3 separate regions of the Mus musculus genome follow, and regions 1 and 3 are each linked to region 2. A link is a loop called in an ENCODE intact Hi-C map of the cell type or tissue named here. Cell type or tissue: heart. All regions are shown on one strand. Region 1 has its middle 16 kb from the start of Gm30445. Region 2 overlaps Cfap44 (cilia and flagella associated protein 44). Region 3 holds the start of Nepro (nucleolus and neural progenitor protein).

Region 1 (4,000 bases), 220 kb before region 2:
CTTAAGACTTATTTTATCTGTGTATGTGTGTAGCATGTATTTGCAGATACCCACAGAGGCCAAAAGAGGGTGTCATATCATCTAAAGCTATAGTTACGGTAGGTTGTGAACTGTCTTAACATGGGTGCTGGGAACTGAATCCAGGTCCTCTCTATGAGTTGTAAGTGATCTTAATCACTGACTCATCTCTCTGCCCCCATAATGCTTAAGCTGTAAGAATCTTATAGAGAAATGTTCTTTTGCCATTTGCTAGAATTATTATTTTTAATAAATTAATGAGACTAATTAAAATATTTTTACCTTTCCAGAAAGCTTCCCTATATTATTTTCCTTCAATTTAGCATCCTCTATCCATCTATCTATCTATCTATCTATCTATCTATCTATCCATCCATCCATCCATCCATCCATCCACCCACCCACCCACCCACCCACCCACCCACCCACCCATCCATCCATCCATCCATCCATCTATCTATCTATCTATCTATCTATCTATCTATCTATCTGCCTATCTGTCTCTTTTCTTTCTTTTTCTTACTGATTTCTCACTTTCTTTTTAGAGTTTCTAAACCCTGGTACCATTCACATTTTGATGGAAGTCTGTTTTGATATCCTGTTCATTGAAGGACATACAATGTCTTTCTGGCTTTTACCCTAGCTGTGCCCACTTAAAAACATGTGGAGACACTGTCAAAAAAGTCCCCTGAGGGACAAAGTTGACTCCCCATGAAGAACCACAGTGGTGCAAACCTCCCTCCATTGATAATTGCTTCCAGCTCTATTCAAGGGCTCCTGCTATGAACACACTTGCAGGTGCCCTCCCCTTCTAACACACATATTTGCACTTCCTCCTGTTTCCTTACCCAAAACACAGTGCTTTCCCCCTTTGCACTGACACGCTCATGCTTACACCTTACATCCTGATCAAATGCTGCCCTATACATCTTCCTTTGCATTCACACCAACTCAACTCTGCCCCCCTCAAGCTGCCACAGGCACTGTCCATGACTTTACTTGTGTTAGTTGTATTCACATATAACTTTCCAACAGAGAATGAATTCACCCTTCATCCCCGAGGGCCTGTACATTCCTACCCTGCCAAGACTGGACTCCTGCGTGTGTGTGTGTGTGTGTGTGTGTGTGTGTGTGTGTGTGTGTTTGTCTATGTGTGTCTGTGTGCCTCTGTGTTTGTCCTAACAAATATACACAGTACTCGTCTGAAGTAAATGTTTTTGTTGAAGCATAAGCCAAAGCCTCACTTTCTGCTACTGACTGTGTTTTCTATGGAATATGGGGATTTTAGAATTCATCAAGTAAACCAGTTTTAGTTAGTTTAGACTATACTCTTTTTTTTTTTCTCCAGCAAAATCTAGATTCCTTCCTATCTTTCCAAGCATGCCTAGTACAGCCCATTGTGGAAATAGTTTCTCCTTATTCATATTCACCTCAAATGCTAACTCCATTCTTTAGAACACCACACACACACACACACACACACACACAATCTCTTTCTTCTGAAAGCATTTTGGTTTTCTCCCTTCATCTCTGCTAAGTCCCTATTGTTTTTAATCTTCACTTTAGGTTCCACTTTTCTCCTTCCTCTTAGACCTGAAGCTCTTTAGAATGGCTTAAGGGGAGTAGACACTGAGTGAGAATTGGCTGAGTTGTAGAAAGAGCAGAGGTGGCCTTAAAAGACTCAGTTAATAGAAAAATACAGAAAGGCCCAGAGCCTTTGGCAAGTTCTGTGAATCCATGTAAGCCAGGAAAAATGAATATGTACCACCAGGCATTTCTCAGTAGCCACCAGACAGAAGAAACCATTACTTTTATAACACTAACAAAGCAGGATTTGGGACATAATTGGGAAAAGGGACAAAGGTGAGAGAAAGAGGAACAAGGAGTAAGAAATGTCATTAGATCTTGAGTCTGAGGGCCAGAGTCAACACTCATTCTTCAAAGTGTAAAGGTCTGCGGCAGAACATACTGAGTCCTGCACTTGAGAATGAATTCGCCCTTCCTCCCTAGAAGGTCACAGTAACAGCTGCCTGTTCGATGCAGTGCTCAGAGAAGCTCTTCAGCTTCAGAACTGGGGGGTTGAAGGTCTAGAGCTTAGATCAAGGGACAGTACAGGGTGATCTTGGGGTATCGTCAACTTGAACAGAATAGGAGCTGATGCAGCAGGAGGAGCTGCCCACAGCACTGTGGAAAACATGAAGAACTGTGACCTTTGAGGATTTCAATGACATGGATGGAGATGAAAGCTGGAGAAGGGTCATGGGCTTGTTGATCTGGAGGATCCTTGGGGAGTTGAGATTCCATGTGGTGGGCATGGAGTGCTGGGAGCAAATGTGTTAGGAGATCAGGAGTTAAGGATCAAGGAGACTACAATGGCTGCAGCAGAGGAGTTTCCTCAGTGTATGAGTAGGAAGCCTTGGGCACCTTCATAGCTTCAGGGGAGGGCGGGGATGGGAAGCCTCTGTTTGTTTTGAGTTTTTGCAAGACTGGAAGTTGTTTGTTGACACAAGGAAAGGAGTTGGAAAGCCAAAGAGCTTGAAGCTATGGGACAGAATCTGTAACAAGGGAGGCTTCTAGAAGGTGAGGTGGGCTGGGGCTCTCCGAGAAAAGGCTGCTTTTAGAGGGAGTACAGGCATCTTCCTCTATGAGAGAAGAGGAGAAACAGATAGATGTGACGAACGGTATAACTAAAACAAAGATGGGGTGCCTCACGTCTAAAGGTGATCACACTCTTGAACAAGAGGCTAGGATTTGTTTCTCTGTGTGTGCCGAAGCCACAGTGTTGGTCAGTCTGTCTCTCCACCAAGCTGATCCTGAAGCAAATATCTCAGGGAACTGATGAGGGATGAGTTAAAGGACCCGGGAACAACAGTGAGGCTCCAGGATTTCCTTCAGGTGACTTGCTCCCCTACCCCCACCCCTGCCCCGCACCCAACCTGCCAAAAACAAAGAAACAAAACCAAACCAAACAAAATCTACCCAATCATCCTTTCTCAACAGACTCAAATATCCCCTTCTCTGACTATCCAAGCAAAAACCAGAGGAGTCATTCCCCATCACCTCCTGCACACACACACACACGCACCTTTATAACATTTGAAAAGGGTGACATTCTTTCTGACCGCCGATTCTCCCACTGTTCCTGAGTTTCTCCAAATTCCCAGCATCTGGCTCCATGCCTAACATGCATTTAGCTGCTCAAATAGTGAATGAATGAAAGAATAAACTCATGAGTGAATGGTATTTCCCTGTTGGTAGAAGCTGGTTTCAGCTTATGGGGCCATTCACTCGAGCAGAGAGAGTCCCAGAGAGAACCTGGGCCTCTTTTCTGTCAACACTAAACAGAAGAGCAGCACACATGGGCCAAGAGGTGAGTGCACATGAGAGCAAAAACAGCCAGGCATCTGTCCTGAGACACAAATGGCTTCCTCCAGAGCTGGGAGCTGTGCTAAGCTGCAGAAAGAGTGGGAGGCCAGGGGTGAGGGGGAAAAGTAACAGGCTCAAAGACAATTTTAGATCGGGCCTGCACTGATTTCCTGATTTTCTAAACCAGAGAGTATGCATGCAGTCCAGCAGGCAGCGCCCTGCAAATGCACTTACTGTAAAAGAATCCGTATGACTTTTGTTTAAAAGAATGTCTGTTTTGAATCTGTCTTTCTAGCATAGTCTTGCCTTAAAAAAAAAAAAAAACACCCACAGCTCTGTAAAGTCCTGTTTCAGGTGAAATTCAGTGAACTTACCATAAACAAATAATAGCAACAACCAGGGGTCCAGTTTAATAACCCTCCACTCTGTCCTCTGAGTGCTCTTCCTTCCCAACTCTCTAGGGATGGGTAGACTTATTCCTGCTCAACAGACAAGGAAATTGAGGCAAGGGGTTCAGAAGGGAGTGGCCTAAGATGACTGCACTGGGTCAAGATTTTTTTTTGTTTTAAAGTCAGGGTCTCATGTAGTCCAAGTTCACTTCAAAGTTAATACATAG
Region 2 (4,000 bases):
GACACTCTGTGTGGAAGGGCGCAGACCTGTCTGTACATCGCTGGCGATTGTGTTCTCAGATGTGCAGTACAGAAACTCAGTAAGGACTCTTCAGCACAGCCCTCTGCCATAGCAGGGGCTTCTGGTAACAATTCACCTGGGAAATCAAAGTGTCACCGCTGGAGGGACACGACACCGAGTGTCAGGGAGATCAAGCTGTGAGGGGTGCAGCCATGAATTTCAATAAACCCTTCCCTGAGCTGGAGACTGCACTCTTGAGTTTAAAATGTCACCCACAGTCAAAAGCGACTGACTGTAAGAGTTAGAACCTAGGAGAGATGAAAATCTATTTTCTTCCCTTGTCTGGATCGGAACCAGGAAAGACTCAGGTGAAGCCTGACAGAAGGTAGAATTCTGCTGGAGCCGCCGAGAGCCGCTAGAGCAAAGCTTCCCTGACTGAGTTGTTTTGGAAAACGTGAGCCTCGGAATTGAGGAGTTTTCAGAAACTGGGTAAATCAGGGAGTCGCCTCTGCCAGCCCAACGCGAGCTGTTTCCCCGCGTCTGTCTGCATTTCCTCAGTCCCGAGCTTTGTGAAGTCAACAATAGCAACGCTTGCGTTTGCGTTTCGTATTCTAAGTTCTTATTGGCAGGATGGTTTGCCTTTTCTCTTATGTCCTTTCACAGACTGTTTAACACAAACAGTTTATTTTCTAAAGATCCAAGGACTAAGAAAAGGACGTTTCCTCATGGGTTGCTGAATAATAGTTTTTCTTGCCAATGGCTACATATTCGGAATACCAGAGAAACAGATTACTCTTCTGAAAACACATCTAACAGCTTGCTCTCTTGCAACCACGGGACTCGGCCTTCTTCATATCCAACCTAGGGTGAAAACGTCTAACTGGTCTCCTCAGCACAGTCACAAGTACAGTACAGGTCAGCGTCCCGGTGATTTCTAACCTGGGGAAATATTAAGTCACGGGGCAGGACCCCTTTTTTTAAGTTCACACTACGGTTCACTTTAAAGCGAGAGGATTGTTGTGGGTGACGGGGAAGTAGATCGGTGAAGTCCACTGGGCCTCTTGGTGGAAATGAGACGACGGCAACCTTAAGTGTCCATGGGCTTCATCTCGTTCTTTGGCTTGGGGGTGATAGGCGGGAGGAGGAGCCCCCCCTTCTTCCGCAAAAGCTCAATCTCTTCTTTTAAGGCCGTGATCTTCTCTAACTGGGTTTGGACCAGTTCGGTGACCTTCTGCTTTGCCACTATATCGGCTTTCCGAAGGCCCTGGAAGGCGTTTCCCTATTTGGGGAAAAATAAAATTAAAAGACAAACAGACCTCCTCTCTTCCAGCATATTACTTTTTACACATCCGCTAAAGCCTCACGCTTAAAACACGTGCCTTTGAACAACTTTTCAAATTCAACCTTGCTTTGGAAGTAGTTTAAACGATCTATCCATCCTTCTCCACTTGGAGGCTCATCACTGGGTCCCAGGTACGGTGCAAAGACAAGGTAGGGGGACCTAAGATAGGAGAGGAGCCCTTCACACTGGGGTCTAGCTGAAACTTCTCACCAGCTAAGAGTCAAGGAGTCCAGCACAATTGAAATCTGCTCTGATCTGCTCTGAAGGTTGCCTTCGTCAAGGCACCATCCCTTTTATGGAGATTTCAAGTACAAACGTTAAGATATCCATGAGCTACGCATAAAGTCGGTGAACACGTGACCTTGGGGCATAGTCTTTCCTCATTCCTAGCTGAAAGCCTGTGATTTTTGGCAGGCTTACAAATTAGACTGTATAAACTTCACTTACAGTTTAAAAAAAAAAAAAAAAAGTCCGCTCCTGTGTGCCACCTTGTGGCCCATGGTTTTCTCTGCCTGGACTCTCATTTTACATTGCGAATAAGTTCCCAGCTGATTATGAATAAGTTCCCAGCTGATGCAGGTATAGTTCCTCAGGGGACCATAATTTGAAAACACTTGGTTTAAATTACTTCCAGGATTCTTAAAGAAACTATAAATGGCAGGGCAGGAGGACTAAGAAAGATGACTGATTTTTTTCCCCAGACACTATAGAAGATGCTGAACTACTAGAGGACAAGACTCACTTTGGTGACCATGCACTAAATAAGTGTTGGAACCCATCACATACTCTGTAGTAAGTACATTCATAGGCTCAATATGGATTCCATAGTGACAAGTTGAAACCCTCAGAAAAAAAGAATCTAGCAAGCATTCAAGATGCCCACTTCCTGTCAAGTAAAAATAAACATATTGAAAGTGGACCCTGACACCAGCCAGATTCAGGGAGTGCACTGGCGTCTTTATTTGTGCTTGCTACCTTACTCTCCAAGACTGAGGTAAAGTGCATTGGTGAGTATTCATATGCGTTCGTGGCGCACAAGAGGCATTTGATGAAGCTAGTCCCCTCTGGAAGCCGCTCTCGAGTGCCCAGTAGTCAGCATCCAGGGGCAGATGGCCTGGCAGTGGTCCACGCTCCAGGTCTGTTGAAGCACCAGTGCGTTGCCGGGCTTTGGGTTCTGCGGAGGGCTGGAAGGAAAGCACTTACCTGCTGGTTCTGGAGAGTGTTCAACCTGGAATCAAGTTTCTTCTTCTCGAGGCACAGGTCGTTCATCTGGTGAAGCTTTTTGGTGTGTTCCTTCGTCTTCATCATCAGGTCCCAGCGCACTTGAGCGATCTTCTCCTACCGAGGAGAGAAGGCAGGGAAAAAAAAATGGACTAAGTGAATTTGGAGAGGAAATAGAGAAAAATGAGCATCCCGTTCGGTCAAATCTACAGGGACATAGCTCAAAGGAAGAGTGCTTTCCAAACATACATTAGGTTTTGGGTTCAATACTTAAAGCTAGAGAAAGGAAATTAAATTTATAGCCAATCATGCAAAGGGAACACTGTGGGTACGTGAAAATATAATCTGAAGCCAGTATGAAAATGTAAATGGAAACTATTGTATTGAGTCTGGTTTGATTAAAGAAAAAAAAATGCTTGCTGCCGTGCCTAATGGCTTGAATTCCATTGTCAGGACCCACTTGGTAGAAGTTGACAACCAACTCCTGTAAGCTGTCCTCTGACCTTCGCGGATGCACTGTCACGATGTATGCACATACACAGAACTACATAGGCGTAATTTATTAATGGTGCTGGAGATTGAACCCGGGACCTTGCAGGAGCTAAGCAACTGCTGTCATCACTGAGCCTCAACCCCCCAAGCCCTAAATGTGTTTTCTAATTTCCAAACTGGAATAGGAGGCCAAAGCTATTAAGCAGAGCAACGGGGATTCTCGGGGAACAAAGGTTTCATGTCCAATACCATGGGCATACATACTTTAATGCATTGCTTGGCTCTTCAAGACAGACAAGTCTCCCTAGTAAAGGAGCGAGACAGGCCCCTGGGTGCTGCGCAGAAGCCCCACCAGGACTTTATAACTCCTCCTCCGATGGCCTCGTCCCTCCCCCTTACCTCCCACATCCTTAGCTCCTTTGCGTTGGATAGCTCCTTCCGAAGCTTTTTGATCTTCAGTTCTTCAAGGGTTGTGTTAACAGAAAGGGTCTGGAGGGCTTCCAGATCGATCACGCGGCCAAACTTGCTGATCATCAGCTCCCGGACAGTTTCTTCCATTTCTGAAAAAGACAGTCACGGCCTCAGTCTCCGCAACAGCTCCGAGCCAAACGAACAAAGCCGTCGCTAGAAGGGCCAAAGGGCCGCTTTTGCAAGTACAATACGATTTTTCTGTTGTTCCCCCTGAGGATGCTTGCCTGCTGCTTCACTTACTGAAGATGCTGGTTCACAGACAGCCTTTTTCATTTTAAAACCTTGTGTAAAATGGACACGCATTCCCCTAAGTGGCTTGCAACCTCTGATCGTCTTCCCGCCTCAATTACCAGCTGTCTCCAACTAAAGTATTAAGTTATCTGATTTTTCTAATTGAGATCTACAGGACCTAATATTAAGAATGGAGCAGACACTTTCGGGAACTTTCCATCCGAGATGGTTGGTATGTGCTTA
Region 3 (4,000 bases), 250 kb before region 2:
TACCTAAGTGGCCACATGAACGGTACATGCAGAAGCCAGCTTCAGCAGCTCTCTGCCATGTTACAGTCCTGGAGCTCAAAGTCACAGTGTTTTCTTAATCTAAAATGTACATGAAACCATTCTACACCACAACTTACCATAAACCCACTTACACCAGCACACTGCTGATTAGATTATGACTCCAAAGGAGTAAACCACAACCCTAAACCACAACTGTTTTCTTTTTTAAGATTTTAGGGTTTAAATTAGTTTACTTTTGAACTAGGCAAAGGCACTGTTAGACTGTACATAGAGAAAGTTAAACTGGAAAGAATCAAAATACACTTGTTTGCTTGCCTGCTTGCTTGTTTCATTTGAGACAAGGTCTCTCTACATTGCCCTGGCTGTGCTGGAACTCACTACATAGACCAGACTGGTCTCAAACTCATAGAGATCCACCTACCTCTGTCTCCAAGTGCTGAGATTAAAGATGTGAACCACCACACCCAGCTTTGAAACATGCTCAATTATAAATTACTTTTTGAAATGATTTTGGAAAAATCAAAGACCAAAAAAGCTAAAATGTAATTGTATCTTAGAGGCTGAAACATCAAAACAATATATGAACTTTGCATGAGTAACAAACTAGTAAGTGGCAGTGTGAGCCTCATGTCCCTCAGTACCCGGCTATATGTGGAGCACAGAGCTCCCCTCACCTGTCTGAGGGCCAAATGGGGCTTGTGGTGGCCCAACCTGTTGTGATTGCTGTAGAGAACTGAGCATAACACATCTACTTCCGCATCCAAGGTCTGGCTCTTGAGTGACTGTGTGACAAGGTGGCACCCTTTAGTGACAGCTGCAGTGCAGATATCTAAAGCAGAGACAGTTAAAACGAGACTCAGTATGCAATCCTATACTTACTGCACCCACCGGATGAGAAACACACTAAAACAGTCTACCTCATTTGCTTTAAAGAACTCAAAACACAAACTGGCCTCAACTATAAAAATTAAGGATTCTACGAAAGACACTGGAAAAATGAGGGCAGGTGATCAATAAGGGAACATGTGTTAAATATTAACATGTGTCTGTCTTTACATCACTTTTTACCGTGACTGTGAGTAATAGACTGCTTTTACAGCTATCATTTGGTGTGCACTTACACCCCGAATATCAAAAAGCCTGGCCATGTTCCATCTATCTATAAACCCCTCACTTTGCTCTGCAGGTGAGCAAGACAGCATGCATACAATTACAGCCTTCAAAGGCAAAGGAACTGTATTTGGATACAACTTTTTTCTCTTTTTTAAGATTTACTTATTTTATGAGGACACTGTAGCTGTCCTCAGACACACCAGAAGAGGGCATCCAGCACCATTTCAGATGGTTGTGAGCCACCATGTGGTTGCTGGGAACTGAACTCGGGACCTCTGAAAGAGCAGTCTGCTCTTAACTACTGAGCCATCTCTCCTGCCCCATGAATACCACATTTTGATAAGAATATACAATACATTCAGCCCTCTACCTGTGAGCACCATCTGTGTATTCAAGCAACCTCACACTGAATATAGCCCCCCAAAATTCCATCTGTAATGTCATATTGTATAGGATTTCATAAGCAAAGTAGATAGTGTTAATGTATACAGAAAGATAGGTCCTACTGCAAATACTATCTACCATGTTATATAGACTCGAGCATGTACACATTTCTTTATAAGGAAGGATTCCTAGAGCCAATCCTCTGTGGATATCAATGGGAAACTACATCCAGAAAAGAGAAACCACCAGGGCCACTGGAAATTGTATTATGTAACTGAATGGTTATACAAATGTTTCCTAATCGGAACATGAGCAGCTGGGAAGCAGGCGTCAGGCTCCATCTGGTGGCTCAGAAAGGAAACACAAGCATTCTAAGTGAAAAGCTCTGTCCTATCTGGAGAAATTAAATCAGCTACCTGGGTGATGAGGAGTTGGTGAATTTCCCATAGTAATCTGTTTTTAAAATTGTGACTAAGGAATTAGAAAGAACTTAAAACTGCGTAGGAAAGATAGATGGGAAGAGGGGTGAGAATACTCGATAGGTTGTACTTAGTTAACAATTACCAAATGTGTCTGTAATGACAGCTACGGTCATTTGACTGTCAAACCAGGCACTGTTACAAATGCTTCGTGGTATCAACCTTTTCATTTCCCCAATATGGCCAAGAAGCTGGTACTATTTTTTATCCCCATTTTTGACTGGGGTAAAACCTGTCTTAGAAATAACAAAAAGTAACTGACAGTCATAGGACCAAAAGCAGCTTCAAAAACAAAAAGTTGGATGTAACCGTGAAAACTACAGTATTTCGTAGCTGTGTCTCCCGGTAGCTGAATGTCCCTTCGTGATTAAACATCCTTCAAGCTTAGGTAGGCTGCTCTCGCTCTGGCGCACACCTTTAATCCCAGCACTGGGGAGGCAGAGGCAGGGGGACTTCTAAGTTCAAGGCCAGCCTGGTCTACAGAGTGAGTTCCAGGAAAGCCAGGGCTACACAGAAAACTCAGTCTCAAAAAACAAAAACAACAACAAAAAACTAAGGCAACCCAGGTATTAACTCACAATTCGAAAGACCCCCACCTCATTATAATATTTAGGTTTGAATATTTTATTACGTTTTGGGGGGGTCGGGGTTGTAGCACAGCATTAAATCCAGGGGGAGATGTAGAACATATTACTTGCAGAAGTTGGTTCTCGCTTTTTACCACGTGAATCCTGAGAATCCTCATTTCGGCTTGGCCATACGCATGGGCCCATCTTTTCGTCCCACCCACCCAATAGGCTTTTCTAAAGGATCATGGGAAGAACGTTCCAAACGAGAGCCGGCCCGTGATTTGGGAGCGGGTAAATCAAATCGCCCGATCCCTCTTATATGGTTAACACCTCCACAGCATATATACTAACAAACTAAATTAAAACTCACAACACAGACCCCACCCCCACACACATCTCTTTGCGAGTCCCTGTTTTCTAAACAAACTGCTCTAACTATCTCATTTTTCCCCACTTGAGAAGAACCGAGAGACCAGAGTAACTCCCTCGCCCAGTAAGGGGAAAACGAGCTCTTGTATTTTAGAGACAAGCCGGAGGTCCGAAGCCCCGGCGTACGGTACTTGGGTGACAGCCCCGATCCTTGGGGACAGCACAGGACCCAGGCAGCGTTTGGGGGCTACACATGCAGGGCCGGGACTAGTCGTGCTCTCCTGTTCCAGCACAGTCACGGCGAAGCCCAGGCGCTTGCCAGCAATCCTCATGCCACACTATCCAGGCCGGACCTTCCGCCTGGCGCTCCCCTTCCCGGCGTGCCCCGCGCTCAGGAAGTCCCACCCCGTCCCACGTGAGCCCGCCCGCCGGTTCCCGGAGACACGCTAGGACTTCCTTGCCGGCCACACTCACCCAGGGTGGCGCTGGGGTCCCGCACGGTCAGCGTGCTGCAGTTCCCCGCCTGGGGGATCCTCACGCGGTTCCACGGCTCCGCACCCGGCCGCACCGCAGCGGCCATCTCGAGCGGCGTGGGAGGGCCGGGGAAGGCCGAGCGGAGCGTGAGCGAGTTGAGCGGCCTGGGCAGGAGAGGGAGGGAGGGAGGGGACGAGGGCGGAGCGGGGCGGGCCGGAGGTGTGGGGCCCGCCCCGGGGCGGAGTCACGGCCCGTTAGACCCGCTGGGAAAGGAGAAACGTGTTAGAGTATTCTGAGGCTCCTACATTTTTAGAGCAACTTCGAAGCTATGCATTTTACTGATGGATCCGAGTGAGGCCCAGCCTTTTAACTCTTACTCGGATATTTTGAAAAGAAGAACTCGCATCATATCAGCAAATGTGACATTCGTCACGTAGTCACGATTTATTTGGAGTAGTCAAGGAAAACTATATAGCTTGGATATAGCTCAACTTCAATAATTACAAAAAACCCAGAGGTTGTCTTGACCACCCATTATCACCGTCATTTTCTCCGACAAAATATTCCAGGCTCTGCTGGTTCTGATCACTG

Evidence for each region. A loop is a pair of places that touch in the nucleus more often than their neighbours do. Peaks named below come from ENCODE experiments on the same cell type or tissue, not always from the same donor. Only the 100,000 strongest peaks of a DNase experiment are listed, where the experiment ranks them.
Region 1: a loop joins it to region 2, with 5 times the contacts of the local background. A loop is called at or near these places in 33 of 42 quality-filtered maps.
Region 3: a loop joins it to region 2, with 5 times the contacts of the local background. A loop is called at or near these places in 17 of 42 quality-filtered maps.

Annotation. Positions count from the first base shown.
Region 1 is chr16:44,703,090-44,707,089 of GRCm38, reverse strand. No RefSeq gene overlaps it. Among named protein-coding and RNA genes, the nearest start is that of Gm30445, 16 kb to the left of the region's middle. In heart, no CTCF peak of the experiment used is centred here; no DNase peak of the experiment used is centred here; H3K27ac peaks cover 1,599 bases.
Region 2 is chr16:44,478,520-44,482,519 of GRCm38, reverse strand. It overlaps Cfap44 (cilia and flagella associated protein 44), which reads right to left. Exons shown (of 35, transcript NM_001033247.1): 33 at 3,455-3,615; 34 at 2,546-2,680; 35 at 92-1,279. The coding sequence ends at 1,088. Among named protein-coding and RNA genes, the nearest start is that of Gm30064, 50 kb to the left of the region's middle. In heart, a CTCF peak has its summit at 1,841 (motif pointing left); no DNase peak of the experiment used is centred here; H3K4me3 peaks cover 533 bases.
Region 3 is chr16:44,723,878-44,727,877 of GRCm38, reverse strand. Nepro (nucleolus and neural progenitor protein) reads right to left here and starts at 3,577. Exons shown (of 9, transcript NM_145972.4): 1 at 3,410-3,577; 2 at 696-850. The coding sequence starts at 3,515. In heart, a CTCF peak has its summit at 1,857 (motif pointing left); DNase peaks (open chromatin) are centred at 1,847, 2,387 and 3,357; H3K4me3 peaks cover 2,108 bases; H3K27ac peaks cover 1,636 bases.